2 separate regions of the Homo sapiens genome follow, and region 2 is linked to region 1. Evidence: read pairs that join two places in POLR2A ChIA-PET (ENCODE). Cell type or tissue: Caco-2. All regions are shown on one strand. Links, peaks and the distances in the headings refer to the core of each region. The heading gives the core; the rest is flanking DNA. Region 1 has its middle 7.0 kb from the start of UBXN4. Region 2 overlaps MCM6 (minichromosome maintenance complex component 6).

Region 1 (2,921 bases), core at 239-2,738:
CGTTGATGCCACTTCCCTCAACAGGCCACCACTCACCTCTCCTTTCCCTCTACAATAACCAGTACATGGCTCTTTCATTTTATCCAAGCCAAAGAATTATGGTCACCTATTCATGTATCAATCTCTCTCACTGACTAGACTACAGGCTTTTTGAGGACAAAAATAGTATTATTGTCAATGAATTAACCAATAGTTCAATCTCAGCACCTAATCTATAGCCTGTCCTGAAACAGGCATTCAAAGTTTTAATAAGTGAAGGGAGAGGCCGGTCACGGTGGCTCACACCTGTAATCCCAGCACTTTGGGAGGGGATTACAGGAGGATCACTTGAGATCAGGAGTTCGAGACCAGCCTGGCCAACATAGTGAAACCCAATCTCTACTAAAAATACAAAATTAGACAGGCATGGTGGCACACACCTGTAATTCCAGCTACTTGGGAGGCTGAGGCAGGAGAATTGCTTGAACCTGGGAGGCAGAGCTTGCCGTGAGCCAAGATTGTGCCACGGTACTCCAGCCTGGGCAACAGAGCGAGACGCCGTCTGGAAAACAAAATAATAATAAGTGAAGGGAGACAATTCCATGCAAGAGTGAACCACGCAAGAGGCAGCATGGTGTGAACAAAAACAGAGTTGGCAAAGAGTATGCCCTGGTAGGTGAATAATAGTATTGTCGGTTTAGAGGACCCAAGTGGGCAAAGAGAAGAAATGAATGTTGGAAAAGCAGGTTGGAGCCAGACTGCAGAGGATTTTGAATGGCTACAAACTTTGTTTTTGGAGGCACTACAGATGCACTGAAGTTTTGTTTTGTTTTGTTTTGTTTTGTTTGAGACACAGTCTCACTCTGTCGCCTAGGCTGGAGTGCAGTGGCATAATCTTGGCTCACTGCAACCTCCGCCTCCTGGGTTCAAGCGGTTCTCCTACCTCAGCCTCCTGAGTAGCGTGATTACAGGTGCACACCACCATGCCCGGCTAATTTTTGTATTTTTAGTAGAGACGGGGTTTCACCATGTTGGTTAGGCTGGTCTCGAACTCCTGATCTCGTGATCCACCGCCCCCCCTCCCTGACCTCCCAAAGTGCTGGGATTACAGGCATGAGCCACCATGCCCGGCCGGCACTGAAGATTTTTAAGCAGAAACATGCTAAAAATCAGGGAAGATGGATATGACATAATTGTGTGAGATAGACTGGAGAGAAGACAGAGTAGTTACGAAAGCTGTATGAATCTTTCAGGCATCAGGTGATTAGGTATGTCTCTCAGCTGGGTTCACAGAAACAGACTGAGAAGATCTGCTTGCAGGAGGTTGATAGGGAGTGAGCTACATGGGAAATAACATTGGTGAGATGCACCCAAAGAGAGACGGAGATGGGAAGCCCCTCAGAAGACAAAATGAGGCAAGGGGCCCAGGCCTTTGTGTCCTCAGTGAAGCACCACTCCTGGAAAGGACACACTTTGGATATTCTCAACTGCTGGGGAGAGAGAGTGCCAGGGTCCTGAAGATGGGGCACTATGGTATCCATTACAGTAGAAATTAAAAGGATTTAAGATTAACACAAAACAATTGGAAGGCTGCTGTGACTGGTTTCATACAAGTAAAGGGAAGACTCTGGCTTCACTCTATGTGACAGAAGACACAAGGGTGTGTTGATTTGAGAAGGGATAGGGATATGTTCTTTTTTTTTTTTTTTTTTTGAGACAGTCTCTGTAGCCCAAGCTGAAGTGCAGTGGCACGATCTTGGCTCACTGCAACCTCTGCCTCCCTGGCTCAAGAGATTCTTGTGCTTCAGCCTCCCGAGTAGCTGGGACTACAGGCGCCTGCCACCATGCCTGACTAATTTTTTGTATTTTAGTAGGCATGAGGTTTCACCATGTTGCCCAGGATGGTCTTGAATTCCTGAGCTCAGGCAATCCGTTCCCCTTGGCCTCCCAAAGTGCCGAGATTATAGGCGTGAGCCACCATGCCCGGCCGAGAGGGGTTATGTTCTAATTGAATTTTATAATATCAGATTTCAGGACTCAAGAATCTTTTCCATAATCTCTGACTGCTTTCCCTCCCAGAAAGCATAACGTTTTGTTATTTTATTTTATTTTATTTTTTGAGACAGAGTCTCGCTCTGTCGCCCAGGCTGGAGTGCAGTGGCGGGATCTCAGCCCACTATAGCCTCCTCCTCCTGAGTTCAAGCGATTCTCTTCCCTCAGTCTCCCGAGTAGCTGGGATTACAGACGTGTGCCACCATGCCTGGCTAATTTTTGTAATTTTAGTAGAGATGGGGTTTCACAATGTTGGCCAGGCTGTTCTCGAACTCCTGACCTCAAGTGATCTGCCAGCCTCGGCCTCCCAAAGCGCTGGGATTACAGTTGTGAGCCACCGTGTCTGGCCACGTTTTATTTATATTTATTTATTTGTTTATTTATTATTTATTTTGAGACGGAGTTTCGCTCTTGTCACCCAGGCTGGAGTGCAATAATGCGATCTCAGCTCACTGCAACCTCCTCCTCCCGGGTTCAAGTGATTCTCCTGCCTCAGCCTCCTGAGTAGTTGGAACTGTAGGCGCCCATCAACACGCCTAGCTAATTTTTGTATTTTTAGTAGAGACAGGGTTTTGCCATGTTGGCCAGGCTGGTCTTGAACTCCTACCTCAGGTGATCCACCTGCCTCGGCCTCCCAAAGTGCTGGGATTACAGGCATAAGCCACCACGCCCAGCCAGCATTTTAAAACTCCATATTGCTGACCTGTTTCCTGCCCACTCTGAGCCCTCCAGGCCATTGCCTCCCCTGTACCATTTTATTTGTTTGTTTTTTTCTCCTTTCTGCATTTCTTTCCCTCCCCAACTTATTTATTTATTTATTTATTTATTTATTTATTTATTTATTTATTTATTTATTTTTGAGACCAAGTCTCACTCTGTTGCCTAGGCTG
Region 2 (2,921 bases), core at 222-2,721, 120 kb after region 1:
CTAACACACACAAGAATATATAATTAAGGCATGCCAAACCAGTGTCAAAAAGATGGATTGTTCAATAAATGGTTTTGGAACAACTAGAAAACTAGCTAGGTAAATAATGGGAGAATTTTTTATAATCTTAGAGTGAGAAAGGCCTAACAAAAGTTTTTTTAATGGATGAAGATTATGAACATATGAGACAGAAATAGCTCTTAAATATATGCAGATACTAAATTTCATTCAGAAAATATATTTGTGTATATAATTTATGTGCATATATTTTAATATCATGTGAATCTGCTATTTGAAGACTAATTTTTAAAAATAGAACAAAATAAAAATCAATTAGAGACTGCCCTAAGACATGTACCAGTTTTATGCAACTCATTTCAGGAACTATCACAATGAAAAAAAAAGTACAAATGTTAGCATGGTTTTAGAATGACCTTGTCCCAGGGTATCTTGCCTATCCAAATTCTGCACACCCTTCAGTGACTGGGTTTAAACGTCGGCACCTCCCTGAGTCCTCCTCCTTCTTTGGTAATAAAGTAATTCATCTCAGCACTCTGGTTGTGATGCTCTATTCTCCCTCTCGTTTTTTTTTAATTTCCAACTTATATTTTAGGTTCGGGGGTACACATGCAGGTTTGTTACATAGGTAAACTGTGTGTCATGGGGATTTAGTATATAGATTATTTCATCACCCACTCTATTTTTTACATGCTTAATTAAATACATGTCTCGTTCCCACCAGATTAGCAGCAATGGAAGGCAGGGGCTCTCATTCATTTTTTGTCCCCTACAGGTGTTCCCTAAATATTGGGTGAATCAAAGAATATTAAATAACCTAGTGTGAAAGTACTTCGTCAATAGTAAAGTACCATATCAAAGAATTTGAAAATTTAGTGGAAAAAAGCCAAAAAATTAACCTGTGGGATAAAAGTAGTGATTGAAGTCGGAACAGTGGTTACTTCAGGGGAAGAGGGCTAAGACTGAAAAGAGGCAGGGGTTTGGAACTTTCTGAAATTATGGAAATGTTTTGGATCTTGAGCTGGGTATTCACAAGGATGTATGTGAAAAAACTCACCATGCCATACATTTCCCTTTTTATAAATTATACCTCAGTCACACTGTAAAAAAAAGCCAAACCCCCTTTTCAAAGACGACCTTACATCAAACCTATTAATAAAACTAGGAAAACGCAGGGCTGCTTTGGTTGAAGCGAAGATGGGACGCTTGAATGCCCTTTCGTACTACTCCCCTTTTACCTCGTTAATACCCACTGACCTATCCTCGTGGAATGCAGGGCTCAAAGAACAATCTAAAAATCAAACATTATACAAATGCAACCTAAGGAGGAGAGTTCCTTTGAGGCCAGGGGCTACATTATCTTATCTGTATTGCCAGCGCAGAGGCCTACTAGTACATTGTAGGGTCTAAGTACATTTTTCCTGAATGAAAGGTATTAAATGGTAACTTACGTCTTTATGCACTCTATAAACTATGACGTGATCGTCTCCGTCTAACAACTACACTCAAATGCTTACCAAGCTCTTTAAAGGGAAGAATTCCATGGTCGTATGAGCATTCAACAGTTACATAAAAATGTATTTGCAGTGAATTCTAGTATGTCCCATACCAAAGATTAAAAACATGCAACAAATCTGTTTATCTCTGCTCTCATCATATCAAAGTGACTCTGATACCTCATCACAGCAGTGCATCCGAGCCATAGCTTCAGAGAGACGAATCATGCTCTCAAGCTGTCGCACTGTAATCCTCCATGAAGACTTGGTCACTCCAGAACCATCTCTCTGGCGGAGATGTTTATATTGCTCCACAATGAAGTCCTCTGACTCTTTGGAAATCTGTTTCAGATCATCACTCAAGTTAGAGAAACATTTCTATTTGATGAGAGCTACGGTAAACCTAAGTTTAAGAGCCTTCCAGGTGGAAACATTTAGGGAACCTGAGAGGGTTGAAACTTTGAGAAGCCAGTGACAATAAATTACTATTGTAATGTCTTTCAAAAGAAACTAATATTAAGGAGGCTTGTGAATTCCATGTTACTAATTTTATGAACCTGAAAAAAGGCTTAGTATTTAAGCAAATGACCATTTCTAAAAGCTGCTTAACAAGCTGAAGCAATGGAACAAGATGTAATGTCTTTTACACCTCAGGATGTCAGTGCTCATTAAATAAATTAATGCTCAGTATTTGAGGCTCAATTAATTAACTCACACTCTTTGCAGGGAAAAAAAAGCTGTTTCAATAAACTTTATATCTAAAGGATCCTCAGCTTTTCAGAGCAAGGAATTCACCATATTAAGGAAGCATGCCAAGGTTACAGAGGGATCAGTATATCAGTATGCAGTAATGGAGAACAGATGCTCTTTTTTACACAAGAATCACCCATAATCCTTAGTTTTAAATGATTAAATTTCTTTGGGACAGTGAGAGCCAACTGCAATCTCATGAATAATCAAGTGAAGATGATAAATGATCAATACCTAGTAACACCTTCCAGAAGTCAAGTTAGCCAACAGTGTGAAAATCTCAACCAGAATGAGTATTTTTTTTCCTTTTCATACCCTATTTTGGGAAAATGCCAAGCATTTGGGGGTTTATGTCCAGGTAAGAATCCTGGGTCCAGAACAGAGTTAGTCCAATACAATGCATCAATCACTGTAAAACAGTAATTTATATTTATCATAATGGCCTAGATGAATCCAATGTTTCCTTCAAAGAAAGATTCAACTATTGATTTAGGCGCATAAACAATTTTAACGTTCTTAGTAATGTTTGAAATAAAAGAATGTTCTAGATTATCCAGTTATCCAAAACTCTTCTCCCATACAAATCTTTTTATTACCACCAAACAAATAATGGAATTATTCAGAATTTTTTTTACAGTTCCCTTTCTCAGCCCTCTC

The links. ChIA-PET counts read pairs that join two places held together with the same protein. Peaks named below come from ENCODE experiments on the same cell type or tissue, not always from the same donor. Only the 100,000 strongest peaks of a DNase experiment are listed, where the experiment ranks them.
Region 2: POLR2A ChIA-PET joins it to region 1 with 5 read pairs; 4 of 35 experiments call an interaction of 5 or more read pairs at or near these places.

What each region holds. Positions count from the first base shown.
Region 1 is chr2:135,733,416-135,736,336 of GRCh38, forward strand. No RefSeq gene overlaps it. Among named protein-coding and RNA genes, the nearest start is that of UBXN4, 7.0 kb to the right of the region's middle. In Caco-2, for the core only: no CTCF peak of the experiment used is centred there; no DNase peak of the experiment used is centred there.
Region 2 is chr2:135,849,708-135,852,628 of GRCh38, forward strand. MCM6 (minichromosome maintenance complex component 6) reads right to left here. Exons shown (of 17, transcript NM_005915.6): 13 at 1,695-1,856. Among named protein-coding and RNA genes, the nearest start is that of LCT, 14 kb to the left of the region's middle. In Caco-2, for the core only: no CTCF peak of the experiment used is centred there; DNase peaks (open chromatin) are centred at 1,324 and 1,734.